2 separate regions of the Homo sapiens genome follow, and region 2 is linked to region 1. A link is an interaction called in ENCODE POLR2A ChIA-PET data of the cell type or tissue named here. Cell type or tissue: OCI-LY7. All regions are shown on one strand.

Region 1 (8,000 bases):
TGCAGTGAAGTGATCTTGGCTCACTGCAAGCTCCGCCTCCTGGGTTCACGCTATTCTCCTGCTGCAGCCTCCGGAGTAGCTGGGACTACAGGTGCCTGCCACCATGCCCGGCTAACTTTTTTGTATTTTTAGTAGAGACGGGGTTTCACCGTGTTAGCCAGTATGGTCTCAACCTCCTGACCTCGTGATCCTCCTGTCTTGGCCTCCCAAAGTGCTGGGATTACAGGTGTGAGCCACCTCGCCCGGCCCAAGCTTTGTGGTTTTCTTACATAAGAATACATTCTTTATTGCTATCAGACTTAACAGCACTTTTATTTCAACTTTTGTAGAATGTGTCTATTGCTGAGCAATTTTACAAGTTTTTAAATTATTAAATCAAGCACTATTTGCATTTTTAAAATGAAATTCACTTATGTCTCTACCTTGCCATCACTTGTGTGATTACTAAGGTGGCAGTGATATCAAGTCTTTTAATAGCAGCTGCAGCCCAGCAGAAGCAATTATATTAATCCAATTCAGAAGTTAATGCAGAGCCACACAGCATATTTCCATCTCCCCTGGGCTTGTAATAGAAAGCTTCCAATCCAACCATGTGATTTCACTCATAGTAAGAATCCATTTCTGGGAATCCCAAAATGAATCCAACAATAACAAGCTGTGTCAGATAAGGAAAAAATATATAGTTCAACTATGTTTGACCAAGTTGAAGATATTTGTCTCATGTTTAACTGTTTTTTGACTAAGAAAAAAATTTAAGAACCAGGTCCTGTGGCCCACACCTGTAGTCCCAGCTACTCAGGAGGCTGAGGCAGGAGGATGGCTTGAGCCCAGGAGTCCAGGGCTGTAGTGCCTCATGACTGTGCCTGTGAATAGCCACTGCACTCCAGCCCAGGCAACACAGTGAAACTGTCTCTTAAAGAAAAAAATTACAAACACCATAAAACAATGGTTTGAACAAAAATAAATAAATAGCAACCAGTTTTGCATATCATTGATATTAAAATATTCATTTCAATCAATACACATTCATTTACAATTTCCTTGGTGATTTCATAATCTCCTTAATGCAGAGAAAGGTAGCAAGTGGATGGGGCCAGCCTAAGGCACAGTGGAGGAAAAGGTGGTAAACTGCTGAGAGGTGTAGCAACTGTGAAATGGTAGCACAAGTCAGGCTTCTTGACCCAAACCTGGCTGGACCTGGGGAAGAAGTCAGACTGTTTGAGTTTGATCAGTCATACTGACGCATCCTTAATCAAACATAATTTCTGCAGCAAAATATATGGATATTTATAGTAACAGAATTAGATGTTATGAAGAGCCTTAGGTCAGTCCAGGTTTTGCTGCCAAAGAGTTTGTTGCAAAGTTTTAAAAGAAAGTTCAGTTTTTAAACCATATTTGGCTTTTGGAATTGCAGGTGAGGGGTTGTGGACCTGAAATTATAGTTAACACTTGGGAATCCAGGCCTGTTGTGTCTGCTTTACACACATTGGCTCTTACTGTTTTCACAATGCAATGAGGGTAGGTACCATGATGATCCCATTTTACAGGTGAAAGACAAGGGCACCAGGAAGTCTCTTTGGTAAGTGACTTTACAAAATCACACAGCTCGTCACTGGTGGCTCCATATTACACATTTTTCCTGGGCTACAGACTTGTGAAAGGGGGTCGGGAGAGATTGAGGGGCTGAGGTCTTTCTTGCACACCTCACGCACCTGGCATCTGCCTGCAGCGAGCCTGCCTTAGTGCCAAAAAGGTCAGAGCAGAAGGGGAGCTGGAGCCCCGCAGACATCACAATCACACTCTTGGATTTACTGAAGGCCCATGGGGACTCATGTCTGTGATTACTGGAGCTTATGATCTAATCAGGTGATAAGCTTCTCTCACAAGCCATAGAGGAATTTAAGTGTGATGTCCCGTGGACCAGAGGTGGTCAGAGACCCTGTGTATGGATAAGTTGGGATGCGGGCTGGCTGGGCCTTGAAGAAATTCAGGTAAACAACTTTATAAGGATTTTATAAAGAGATTCTTTATAAGGGACAAAGACTGTTACATGTGGAGATGACCTAATTTTATTCTTTTAGCTGTGCAAGATGTGTGTGTTCTGGAACATCACAGGTGAACATCCTTTGCTTGCGACTCCCTCATCACTGCAGAGCAGCATTCCCATCAGGCTCTGACTGGGTCAGCTGGAGAGTGTTCAGGTGTTTCTCTGCCAGTGTCCCTGTGCCTGTGTGCATTTGTGTGAGTGTGTAAAATATACATACCAAAATATATAAAATGCACAGGAACAGTTTAAAGAATAATGAACAACTCAGTTTAAGAAATTGAACCTTATGAAAACTTTATTTTTTATTTCCATGTTTTTGGGGAATAGGTGGTATTTGGTTACATGATTGTTTTTTGTTTTTTTTTTTTTGAGACAGAGTCTCTCTGTGTTGCCCAGGCTGGAGTGCAGTGGCCACTGCAAGCTCCGCCTCCCAGGTTCACACCATTCTCCTGCCTCAGCCTCCCCAGTAGCTGGGACTACAGGCACCTGCCACCATGCCCAGCTAATTTTTTGTATTTTTAGTAGAGATCCATGTTACTCAGGATGGTCTAGATCTCCTGACCTCATGATCCACCCGCCTCGGCCTCCCAAAGTGCTGGGATTTCAGGCATGAACCACCACACCCGGCCATGAGTAAGTTTTTTAGTGGTGATTTGTGAGGTTTTGGTGCACCCATCAACCAAGCGGTATATACTGAACCCAATTTATAGCCATGGCCTTCTCATCCTTTCCCCTGGAGTCACCAACATCCATTGTATCATTCTTTACCTTTGCATCCTCATAGCTTAGCTCCCACTTATGAGTGAGAACATACGATGTTTGGTTTTCCATTCCTGAGTTACTTCACTTAGAATAATGGTTTTCAATTCCATCCAGGTTGCTGTGAATGCCATTAATTCATTCCTTTCTATGGCTGAGTAGTATTCTGTCTTATGTATATACCATAGTTTCTTTAGTCACTCATTGATTGATTGGCATTTAGGCTGGTTTCATATTTTTGAATTGTGCTGCTATAAACATGCATGTGCAAGTATCTTTTCTCATATAATGACTTCTTTTCCTCTGAGTAGATACCCAGTAGTGGGATTGCCAGATCAAATGGTAGTTCTACTTTTAGTTCTTTAAGGAATCTCCACCCTGTATTCCATAGTGGTTGTACTAGTTTACATCCCCACCAGCAGTGTAGAAGTGTTCCCTTTTCATTGCCTCCTGGCCAACATCTGTTATTTTTTTATTTTTTTGTTTATGGCCATTCTTGTTGGAGGAAGACGGTATCGCATTGTGGTTTTGATTTGCATTTCCCCGATCATTAGTGATGTTGAGCATGTTTTCCATATGTTTGTTGGCCATTTGTATAAATTCTTTTGAGAATTGTCCTTAGCCCACTTTTTGAGGGGATTTTTTTTTCTTGCTAATTTGTTTGAGTTCATTGTAGATTCCGGATAGTAGTCTTTTTTATTCTATATATTTTGAACTTATTAGGTGCACACAACTTAAAAATTACTATATTTTCCTGATTAGGCAAATCTTCTCTCACTGTAAAGTGACCCTCTTTCTCTGATTTTTTTGTTTTTATTTTATTTTACTTCATTTTTATATTTTTAATTGTAAAAAACATACAGTTTACCATTTTAACCATTGAAGTGTACAGTTTAGTAGTACTAAGGATAATTACATTATTGTGCAGCCAATCTCCAGAACTTTTTTGTCTTGCAAAACTGAAACTATACCCATTAAACATTGACTCCCATTTCTCCTCCACAGCTTCTGTTAATCTGTTAATTAAAGGGACTACTTTAATTACCTCATGTAAGTGGAATTAAACACCGTTTCTCTTTTTGTAGTTGGCTTATTTCACTTAGTATAATGTCCTCAAGGTTTATTTATGTTGTAGTCTGTAACAGGATTTCCTTTGTTTTAAGGCTGAATAATATTCCATTGCATCTATCAATTCCATTCATTCATCAGTTGACACTTGAGTTGCTTCTGTCTCTTGGCTATTGTGAATAGTGCTGCTTTGAAAATGCACTGTAGGCCAGACGCAGTGACTCACACCTGTAATCGCATCACTTTGGGAGGCCCGAGGCAGGCAGATCACGAAATCAGGAGATCAAGACGATCCTGGCTAAAACGGTGAAACTCCGTCTCTACTAAAAATACAAAAAATTAGCCGGGTGTGGTGGCGGGCGCCTGTAGTCCCAGCTACTCAGGAGGCTGAGGCAGGAGAATTGCTTGAACCTGGGAGGCAGAGGTTGCAGTGAGCTGAGATCGAACCACTGCACTCCAGCCTGGGCAACAGAGACTCCATCTCAAAAAAAAAAAAGAAAATGCGCTATAGACATATATTTCTGAGTTCCTGCTTTCAGTTCATTGGTTCAACATAGTATTGGAAGTCTTAGCCAGAGCAATTACTGAGAAAAGTAGAAGCCATCCAAATTGGAAAGCAGTAAGTACAACTATCTGTGTTTGCAGATGACATGATCTCATATGTAGGAAACTCTAAAGATTCCACAATTGCAGAATTGCAGCAATTTGTATTTGCAGCAAAATTACAGCAAACCCATCAACCCGTCACCTACATTAGGTATTTCTTCTAATGCTATCCCTCCCCTAGTCCCCACCCCCTGCAGGTCCTGGTGTGAGGTTCCCCTCCCTATGTCCATGTGTTCTCATTGTTCAGCTCCCACTTATGAGTGAGAACTTGTGGTGTTTGGTTTTCTGTTCTTGTGATAGTTTGTTGAGAATGATGGTTTCCAGATTCATCCATGTCCCTGCAAAGGACATGAACGCATCCTTTTTTATGGCTGCATAGTATTCCATGGTGTATATATGCCACATTTTCTTTATCTAGTCTATTATTGATGGACATTTGGGTTGGTTCCAAGTCTTTGTTATTGTGAATAGTGCTGCAATAAACATACGTGTGCATGTGTCTTTGTAGTAGAATGATTTATAATCCTTTGGGTATATATGGGATTGCTGGGTCAAATGGTATTTCCAGTTCTAGATTCTTAAGGAATCGCCACACTGTCTTCCACAATGGTTGAACTAATTTACACTCCCACCAACAGTGTAAAAGCGTCCCTATTTCTCCACATCCTCTCCAGCATCTGTTGTTTCCTGACTTGTTAATGATCCCCATTCTAACTGGCATGAGATAGTATCTCATTGTGGTTTTGATTTGCATTTATCTAATGACCAGTGATGATGAGCATTTTTTCATATGTCTGTTGGTTGCATAAATGTCTTCTTTTGAGAAGTGTCTGTTCATATCCTTTACTTTTTGATGGGGTTTTTTCTTTTCTTGTAAATTTGTTTAAGTTCTTTGTAGATTCTGGATATTAGCCCTTTGTCAGATGAGTAGATTGCAAAAATTGTCTCCCATTCTGTAGGTTGCCTATTCACTCTGATGATAGTTTCTTTTGCTGTGCAGAAGCTCTTTAGTTTAATTAGATCCCATTTGTCAATTTTGGCTTTTGTTGCCATTGCTTTTGGTGTTTTAGACATGAAGTCTTTGCCCATGCCTATGGCCTGAATGGTATTGCCCAGGTTTTCTTCAAGGATTTTTATGGTTCTAGGTCTTACGTTTAAGTCTTTGATCCGTCTTGAGTTGATTTTTGTATAAGGTGTAAGGAAGGGGTGCAGTTTCAGTTTTCTGCATATGGCTAGCCAGTTTTCCCAACACGATTTATTAAATAGGGAATCTTTTCACTGTTGCTTGTTTTTGTCAGGTTTGTCAAAGATCAGATGCTAGTAGATGTGGATGTTGTTTCTGAGGTCTCTATTCTGTTCCACTGTCTGTAGATCTGTTTTGGTACCAGTACCATGCTGTTTTGGTTACTGTAGCCTTGTAGTAGAGTTTGAAGTCAGGTAGCATGATGCCTCCAGTTTTGCCCTTTTTCCCCAGAATTGTCTTGGCTATGTGTGCTCTTTTTTAGTTCCATATGAAATTTAAAGTAGTTTTTTCCAATTCTGTGAAGAAAGTCAGTGTTATCTTGATGTGGATTGCACTGAATCTATAAATTACTTTGGGCAGTGTGGCCATTTCCACGATATTAATTCTTCCTATCCATGAGCATGGAATGTTTTTCCATTTGTTTGTGTCCTCTTTTATTTCCTTGAGCAGTGATTTGTAGTTCTCCTTGAAGAGGTCCTACACATCCCTTGTAAATTGTATTCCTAGGTATGTTGTTCTCTTTGTAGCAACCGTGAATGGGAGTTCACTCATGATTTGGCTCTCTGCTTGTCTGTTATTGGTGTATAGGAATGCTTGTGATTTTTGCACCTTGAGTTTCTATCCTGAGACTTTGCTGATGTTGCTTATTAGCTTAAGGAGATTTTAGACGGAGACGATGGGGTTTTCTTTTCTTTTTTTTTTTTTTTTTGAGACGGAGTCTCACTCTGTCACCCAGGCTGGAGTGCAGTGGCGCGATCTCGGCTCACTGCAAGCTCTGCCTCCTGGGTTCATGCCATTCTCCTGCCTCAGTCTCCGGAGTAGCTGGCACCACAGGCTCCCGCCACCGCGACCAGCTAATTTTTTGTATTTTTAGTAGAGATGGGGTTTCACCGTGTTAGCCAAGATGGTCTCCAACTCCTGACCTTGTGATCCACCCGCCTCGGCCTCCCAAAGTGCTGGGATTACAGGCATGAGCCACCGTGCCCAGCTGAGACAATGAGGTTTTCTAAATATACAATCATGTCCTCTGCAAGCAGAGACAATTTGACTTCCTCTTTCCATATTCGAATTCAATTTATTTCTTTCTCTTGCCTCATTGCCCTGGCCAGAACTTCCAATACTATGTTGAATAGGAGTGGTAAGAGAGGGCATCCTTGTCTTGTGCTGGTTTTCAAAGGGAATGCTTCCAGTTTTTGCCCATTCAGTATGATATTGGCTATGAGTTTGTCATAAATAGCTCTTGTTATTTTGAGATACATTCCATCAATACCTAGTTTATTGAGAGGTTTCAGCATGAAGGGCTGTTGAATTTTGTCGAAGGCCTTTTCTGCATCTATTGAGAAAATCATGTGGTTTTTGTCTTTGGTTCTGTTTATGTGATGGATTACATTTATTGATTTGCATATGTTGAACCAGCCTTGCATCCCAGGGATGAAGCTGACTTGATCATGGTGGATAAGCTTTCTGATGTGCTGCTGGACTCAGTTTGCCAGTATTTTGTTGAGGATTTTTGCATCGATGTTCATCAGAGATATTGGCCTGAAATTTTATTTCTTTGTTGTGTCTCTGCCAGGTTTTGGTATCAGGATGATGCTGGCCTCATAAAATGAGTTAGGGAGGATTCCCTCTTTTTCTATTTTTTGGAATAGTTTCAGAAGGAGTGGTACCAGCTCCTCTTTGTACCTCTGGTAGAATTTGGCTGTGAATCCATCTGGTCCTGGACTTTTTTTGGTTGGTAGGCTATTAATTGTAGCCTCAATTTCACAACTTGTTATTGGTTTATTCAGGGATTTGACTTCCTCCTGGTTTAGACTTGGGAGGGTGTATGTGTCCAGTAATTTATCTGTTTCTTCTAGATTTTCTAGTTTATTTGCATACATGTGTTTATAGTATTCTCTGATGATAGTTTGTATTTCTGTGGGATCAGTGGTGATATCGCCTATATCCTTTTTTATTGCATCTATTTGATTCTTCTCTCTTTTCTTCTTTATTAGTCTGGCTATCAGTCTATTTTGTTGATCTTTTCAAAAAACCAGCTCCTGCATTCATTGATTTTTTTTTGAAGGGTTTTTTGTGTCTCTATCACCTTCAGTTCTGCTCTGATCTTGCCACCAGCCCACCTCGCATCATCGTTTACATGGAAATGTTGGGACTGAGGTGACCTCATGCCTCTCAGTTCCCAGCCAGCTTTCTCTCCCTCTGGCTCTTAGCCAGCCTGTTAAACAGAAAATAATCAGACAAATAAAAAACACCCTAGTGTTCTAGCAAGTTACACAT
Region 2 (8,000 bases), 310 kb before region 1:
CAATCCCAAGTTAGTAGAATGACAGAAATCATAAAGGAAAGGGCAGAAGTCAAGGAAATAGAAAAATGCATAAGCAATAGAGAAAATGAGATCAAAAGACAATGGGCTGGTTTCTCCTTTCAGTTGTCATCAGCTCTGCGCAGTGCTGGCAAAGTCACATGGCCTTTGGCTGTATCTGTTTCCTTGCGTGTAATAAGGGTGGCTGGACTTAAATGATACACGAAGTGCTCTAAATTGGTGCTTGTAGAAGCAGAAGAGGAGTAATAGTGGAATTTTCTAAAATAAGCCTGTTCTCGCCATTGCTTAGTAAATATGCTGAGCATGAGTACATGAACCCTTAAAGGCTATGATCACTTCTCCAACTATTTATTTTCACAATCTGTAACATCAATTAATTTTGCATTGTTTTAATACTTGAGGAATAGATACCATGGGCGTAGACACAACTCACAGAAGCAGTGTTGTTCTGCATCAAACAGGAGTTTCAGACTCTGCAAACCACAAGTTAGAGGTCCCAAGCTTGTTATCTGTTTGACTTTCTCCTGAGGTCTTTGGATAATCATTGTCCTTGTTCTGTGGGTCTATTTCCCCATATGAGTTGTCTGCTTTTTTTGCCTTTTTTTTTTTTTAGACAAAGCCTTGCTCTGTCACTCAGGCTGGAGTGCAGTGGCACAACTTTGGCTCACTGCAACCTCTGCTTCCTGAGTTCAAGCGATTCTCCTGCCTCAGCCTCCCAAGTAGCTGGGATTGCAGGCATGTGCTACCATGCCCGGCTAATTTTTCTATTTTTAGTAGAGACGGGGTTTCACCATGTTGTCCAGGCTGGTCTCGAACTCCTGACCTCGTGATCCACCCGCCTCGGCCTCCCAAAGTGCTGGGATTACAGGCGTGAGCCACCACGCCCGGCCATCTGCATTATTTTTAAGACTTAATCAGACACTCAGCAAGCCAAATTGTTTCCTGATGCAAATAAGTTCTGGTAAGACTGCCATGAGGGCCCATCCTTGATTTACCCCTTAGCTGTCTTTAAATCAGGTTTCTTTCTTAAAGTTACTTGGATTCTTAAAGTGACTGTTGAGAATATGCTTTTAAGGTTCAGGAGGAAGCACGACACTAAAACCCTACACTTCAAAGGGTGTAAAGAATCCCCCTGTTCCTTGTAGGTTGTGCTGGACATAATGTTAATTAGATGCTCTCCAGACCAGTTCTGGAGAGTCGGCACACTCTGCTGCACCCAACAGCCGTCATGGGGTCTGCTGTTGGCCCGTGGCCATCACGGTCTAGGACTACCTCTTGAAGCTGTCAGGACTCCTGGATCTAAGTCTCCTCCTGCCCACGAATTAGGAAGTTTGAATAGGAGGACAGGATGTGGTGAGCGTAATATCTGGAGGAAAAAGCAGATTGGAACCGAGACATCTCTGGTTTGCTGATATTTCACTCTTCTAGAACAAGCAGTGTTAACTTACATTTTTGGCAAAAAATACCAGAGAAAGGATGCTCATAACTTGAATTTAATCCCAAAAAACATTAAACACAATTGAGGCACATTCTACAAAATACCCAACCAATACTCTTCAGAATTATCAAGGTCACAGAAGACAGAGACTTGAGGAACTACCCCAGATTGGAGACGTGACAATTAAATGCAATGTGTGGTCCTGGATTGGATCTTGAACCAGAAAAAGGACGTCAGTGAGCCAACCGGTGAAATTTTCGTAAGATCTGTAAATTAGCTCACAATAGTATATCAATGTTAATTTCCTGCTTTTGATCATTGTGTTGTGGCTATTTGAGATATTAATACTTGGAGAAGCTGGGAGAGGACAAGGAATATGGGAATTCTTCATTCTATTTTTAAAACATTTTTATGTCTGAAATTCTTTTAAAATGAAAAATTGTGTTTTAATTTTTAAAAAAGAATAGATGTAGAATAGAAAACTTTCATAGCAGTGTATGTTGGTGAGGAATTAAAAAATCAGTAGGAGTAACTAACATGGAAGGGGATTGGTGAAGCACACAAAAAGGAAAGTGAATAGAAAATCCAAACTAAGGGGTAAAAATATTTTCTAATGGATTAGCACAGTAACATCAATGAACTAATGTTTTCAGATGAAATAGATCCTCAGATTAGATCCCAGCCCCCCCCAAAAAAATTCATCTATGTGGTATTTCTAAATATGTGCTATTTCTGGGTCCTAAATAAAAGGACTCAAAGGTTGAAAGCAAAAGAATGCCAGCCCTACCCCACTCCCACCCCAAAAAAAATGTTTGCTAGGGAAATATTCATGAAAAGAAAGCTAGTGGTGCTAAGTTGATATCACACAAAATATACTTGATGGCAAAATGTTATTTAGGAATATATTAAGGCTATTGTGTAATGATGAAAGTAATAATTTGCCAGGAAGATAAAACGATTTCTAAACTTAGGTACATTTAATAATATTAATAACTTCAGGCCGGGCAAGGTGGCTCACACCCGTAATCCCAGCACTTTGGGAGACCAAGGCAGAAGGATCCCCTGAGGTTAGGAGTTCGAGACCAGCCTGGCCAACATGCTGAAACCCCGTCTCTATTAAAAACAGAAGAATTAGCCAGGCATGGTGACAGGCGCCTGTAGTCCCAGCTACTTGGGAGACTGAGGCAGGAGAATCACTTGAACCCAGGAGGCAGAGGTTGCAGTGAGCCGAGATCACGCCATTGCACCCCAGCTTGGGCAAAAAGAGCAAAACTGTCTCAAAAAAAAAAGTAAATAATAATATATTAATAACTTCAATAGATATAATTTTTTAGTTTTACCTATATAATTTTTTAGTTATAGGGTTTGGGATTTGCAATCCATAAACATACTAGTAGATTTTTAACACATTTTTCTCAATATTGATGGATTAAGCAGTCAAAATAATTATCAAATGTATAGAAAATTTGAAAAGCACCATTAGCAAGCTTAATCTGGCAGAAATTTGTATAACCTTCTGACTTTAGTTAGAAGACTGACCACATTCTAGCCACAAACAAGTCTGAAGAAATAAAAAATTAGTATCAAATTATCTGACCACAGTAAAATTATATTAGACATTAGTAACAAGAAGATAACTTTTAAAACCCTGCATGTATTTGGAAATTTATTTTTTGTAGAAATAGAGTCTCACTATGTTGCCCAGACTGGTCTTGAACTCTTGGCTTCAAGCGATCCTCCTGCCTCAGCCTCCCAAAGTGGCTGGATTACAGGTGTAAGCCATGCCTGGCTAACATTTGGAAGTTTTAAAACAGACTTCTGAATACCACATAGGTCAAAAAAGAAATTATTAACAAACATTAGAGAAACTGATATCTGAACAGTAATGAAAAATTTTATATCAAAATGTGGCTTGCAGCTGAAGAAACACTTCAAGGTAAATGTAGACTTTAAGTGCCTGTGTTAGAGAGGAAAAGAGACTGAACATGAGCTATGCATGAAACTCAAAAGAATGAGCTCAAAGAAAGTAGAGGGAAAGAGCTAATAAACACAAAATAGAACACAAGATGCAACGGAGATAGTCAAATCAATAAGGCCAATAGCTGGTTCTTTGAGAACATGTAAACAGAAAATCAAAATCTTGGGGCCCCAAACTCACTAAGCCATTGGGAAAAGTTAACCTTGGGTTAACTGCCTCCTGCTTTGTTCCTAAGTAGATAGATAGAAGGCCACATACCTCCCTAGGCGGCCTCCCTCAGTTTTCTCACAAGGTACCTCCCTGTGGGCCCCAAGATCTTTACCCTAAAACAATGTTCTGTTGAATTTCACCCTGACAATGTGAATTCACAGCTTATCTTCACAGGCACAGGACAAAGGCAGGACTGGACGTCATTTCTCCCTCACCCGAGACAAATGCGTGCGTGACTGCCCCATTTGCTCTTCCTCCTGTCAAAAGCATGCTCGCTGAGCAGGAGAGGAACGCATAGGTGACCGTCCGTCTGCCCCGTTCTTTCCATGGCAGCATATGGATTTACGGAGCCCTCATCAGAGCTTCGCGAGAAGGTGACCGTATCCTCCCCTTTTTTCTTTCCTCTCCTGCCCATTTTTTCCCCTCTAAATATTGAAGCCCTGATGCCTTCTTTAGAGAAAGCATGGGTCACAGACGTTCCTGTGGTCCTGTGTTTCTTTTTCCCAGTCACATCCTATCAAAGGAGAAAAAGGAGATACAGAAGAAACATTAGGAATGCAGAGGGAAGCAAGGAAACATATACCCACTTTTGAAAATTCAGATATTTCTATGATAAAACAGTTCCTGAACACAGCAGCGTGAGGACCGGTACCTCAGCTGGAGGATGGGCGGGAAGCGCAGGCGTCCAGAGAGAAAGCCTCTGGTGTCTTCACTTCTCACTCGCTGTGATCCTGACCACACAGGAAGCAGCACCGAGCCAGCCCTCCCCCAGCCCCGAGTCCTGTCAGTCACTCACACACAGCTTACACACATCCTCATCAGAAAAGAACACAATTCTTTTGAGTGGGAACACTAACATACAGTTTTCAGGTTTATTATCCTAGGTTTGACACACCAAGTCACAACATGAAATCCCATTGTGTGTATAGTCTGATGGATTAATTATCCACGATGACATTTTGAATGACAAGCAGGTTTTGAAAATGTAGGTTCCTGATCAGACGTTTGAAAAATGCCACTGTGAGAATAAAACTGCTGCTGCTTGCCGACACACAAATGGTGTCCCAGCCACGCGGGAGCCCAGCGCCCCACGCCCTGCCCCACACCTGTGCAAAGCCAGGCTCCCCACAGCTAACTCCTCCAGACTCGCGGAGGCAGAGGATGAGGGAAGAGTGCCTTGGCGACTGGCTTTTTCCCTTTTTAGTTGTGTGTGTGTGGAGCGGATAACCCTTAATTTTGTCTGAGGAGGTGGCTCTGCAGCCTTACAGTGCATTGGAGTGACCTGCTGGACTCAGAGTCAAGTAACAGCCAGCGTGGGGCAGGGACCCAGGCGTCTGCGCTTATCACGGACTCCGGGTGGTCCGAGGTGCAACAAGGCTTGCGTGCCACAGCTAACAGCTTCGGCATCTGAGCTTCCCAGGCTCGGTCATGGTGCCCCTGGGCTGTTTGTCAGACAGTCCCGCATTTACAGGGATTAGCAGCTACTCTCACGATACCATTTTCAGATCTGCATAACTATCCCCATTTTACACAGGAGGAAACTGCAGTAAACAGGTCAAATAATGCCCAAGGTCATGTAACTAGGTAGACACAGCTCAGATTGGAACGCAGAGTCTTGCTCAGCACCCGTCCCCCTCACCACCGTGCCTGGAGGTAGCACTGTTCATGCACAGCACTCTCCTGAGAGCCCACTGTCAGAGTAGCCCTCACATAGGAGAAGCACGTGCTCAAGTCTGCGGGACTCCACAGTGGGAACTGAGAGCAGCCCTGGGGCACGGGCGAGCCCTAGGCCTGGGAGGCTGTGGAGCTGAAGCGCATGTAGTTCTGCTCTCAGGGGGTGCACAGGCTCTCCGGGGAAACAGAAGGGGTACCCCCACGTGCTCCACGCCAAGCAGACGTGCAAGCACCAAGCAACGAAAGGGCTGTTCTTGGCCCTGTCCTCGCTCGCCGTGGGCAAATCTATTATCGCAAAAGAGGAGGGAAGCATTTAACCAAAGACAGCTAGACTGACAGAAGTTTGGAATAAGTTTATTTTCCCCAACTCCCTGAGACTTCTGCTTAGGTGTGAAGAAGTTAGACGTGCCAGGTGTGCTACTCAGAGACCCCCATGGCTGTGAGGACAGCAAGAAACCACAGTGGGCTTATAGATGTTAACTGAAGCCATGGAGAGGGTGGATGAGATCATATGAGATGAAGTTAGGACAGAACCACGAAGTGGACCAGGGCTGAGGGCAGATCATAGAAGACAGGGCTGCAAGAGGGAGCTGGGAGCACAGAGGCTCTGGCCAGAAGCAAAAGGAAAGGGATACATCACAGTTTGCTGGTTAGAAAATGTCTACAAACTTAGCCATTTAACTGACCAGTGTCCTAGAGTTTTCAGAAGGAAATCCTACACAGCAGTTTCTCTACCCGCTGCCCCTGTATCTTCATATGCCACCTAGCATTGATGGGAGAAATACTGCATTCACGGAGATACCAGGTGTGTGATGTCTATGTGCTGTTATATAACAAGGTAATTATTCAGCTGTGCCAATAACAAAACTGATATCATACACAATGATGTCCTCAGCTCCCGCCCCGCATGTCTGCACAGGTGTGCCTATATTTAACCGTTCCTGCTAACCCTGACATCACCTTTCATAGGCATAGAATGTGGTGCTTTTCCAAGAACCTTCATGTATAACGTTGTTGAGTTCCTGTGAAGTGAGCAGACTATTTTCACATCTGGACTTTACCAAGGAGAAAGCTGAGGCTAGCAGACATTTAGTTCGTTAGTTATAATCACAAAAGAGCTCGTGACAGAAAGGCAAGGAAACCAAGATGTACCAAGTCCTAGTGCAAACGCCTCTGGTCGTGGGGATGAAGACAGTGTGTGACCTCAGGAAATATCGCAGCTCCTGCCACTCTTCTCAAGCAAGGTATCCTGGGATCAGCTTCTTGCTCCAGAGTGCTAAGTAAATGCCCTCCACCTATGGGCTAGAAACGCCAGGGCCTTGCCCTAAAGAAAGGGAGTGGTTTTTTTTTTTTTTTTCAAAGACACTTGTTTTAAACTCACATCAAAACTTACACATCCAGCCGGACGCGGTGGCTCATGCCTGTAATCCCAGTACTTTGGGAGGCCGAGGCGAGCGGATCATCTGAGATCAGGAGTTCGAGACCAGCATGACCAACATAGGGAAACCCTGTCTCTACTAAAAATACAAAAATTAGCTGGGTGTGGTGGTGCATGCCTGTAATTCCAACTACTTGGGAGGCTGAGGCAGGAGAATCACTTCAACTTGGGAGGCAGAAGTTGTAGTGAGCTGAGATTGAGCCACTGCACTCAAGCCTGGACGACAGAGAGACTCCATCTTAAAAAAAAAAAAAACCACAAAAAACTTACACATCCAAATGAATTCTGCCCTCGATGTAATTTATTTTAATATGCAATAGTTGGTAAACCAACTGTGCAGACATCATCTTGAAGATATTCAGAGGTCTCTTAAATATGGTCCAGGTATTGGATGAGATTTAGAAATTAGTTTTGGTAGGTGTGGGGATGGTGTTGGGCCTGTGAGAGACAATGGCCTTGTTTTTAAAGCTGCCTGGAGATGTACATAGGCTCAAAACAAGGTGGCATTTGGGCTGGACTTCTGCAGCAGGATGGCAGCATTACATTTATGTAGATGAATCACACATCCTCAGAGTAGATGAGAGCTCTGCCGCCTGGACGTTAGAACATTCCATCTGGGAGTTTATTGAATTTTCAGCAATGCCCTCAGAACCAATTTGCAAACCCCAGAGCAGTGGGATCCCATTGCTTTAGAGAACTACATCTGAACGTCTGAGCACCTGCCGATGTCGGGCCTGCACAGCAGCACCATAGCCCGTGCTTGTCGCCTCCCAGCACTCCTGCTTCGAGCTGTGATGCGGGAGACTGAGCCTGGAAGACAGCGAATCCTGACACTAGGACTTGGCGGTTTGATTTCTTCCTGTGCAAGGACCTTCAGTTGTTTTATTAAGTTCCACGATCAAGTCTTAGGCCAAGGCTGCAACCAAGTGTCTCCAACCAGGCTTCGGGTATAGATTTTACAGAGCAGGGCGATTCTCTACCACCCAGCCCGCTGCCTGGGCCTTGCTGCATGGGACCGAGGACGGGGCTCCTGATGGTGGAAAAACATCCCCAGGTGGGACAGGGACGGCTCAGCTCACTGAAGAGGAGGAAGTGGAGGCAGGTGGGCAGAGGTGAAGCCTGGCTTGTTGAGCGCATGGTAGTGAGCGAGGTGCTAAGAGGTGTGCCTGGAAACCATCTGGACAATGAGGTGTTGCAGAGAATGCCACAGCCGATGACTGGAAACTACATAACCAAAGCATCTG

What was found. ChIA-PET counts read pairs that join two places held together with the same protein. Peaks named below come from ENCODE experiments on the same cell type or tissue, not always from the same donor. Only the 100,000 strongest peaks of a DNase experiment are listed, where the experiment ranks them.
Region 2: POLR2A ChIA-PET joins it to region 1 with 5 read pairs; 2 of 35 experiments call an interaction of 5 or more read pairs at or near these places.

What each region holds. Positions count from the first base shown.
Region 1 is chr6:158,698-166,697 of GRCh38, reverse strand. No RefSeq gene overlaps it. Among named protein-coding and RNA genes, the nearest start is that of LIRIL2R, 18 kb to the left of the region's middle. In OCI-LY7, no CTCF peak of the experiment used is centred here; no DNase peak of the experiment used is centred here.
Region 2 is chr6:471,366-479,365 of GRCh38, reverse strand. No RefSeq gene overlaps it. Among named protein-coding and RNA genes, the nearest start is that of IRF4, 84 kb to the right of the region's middle. RefSeq lists a silencer at 411-611 and an enhancer at 7,975-8,000. In OCI-LY7, no CTCF peak of the experiment used is centred here; DNase peaks (open chromatin) are centred at 4,375 and 7,945; H3K4me3 peaks cover 965 bases.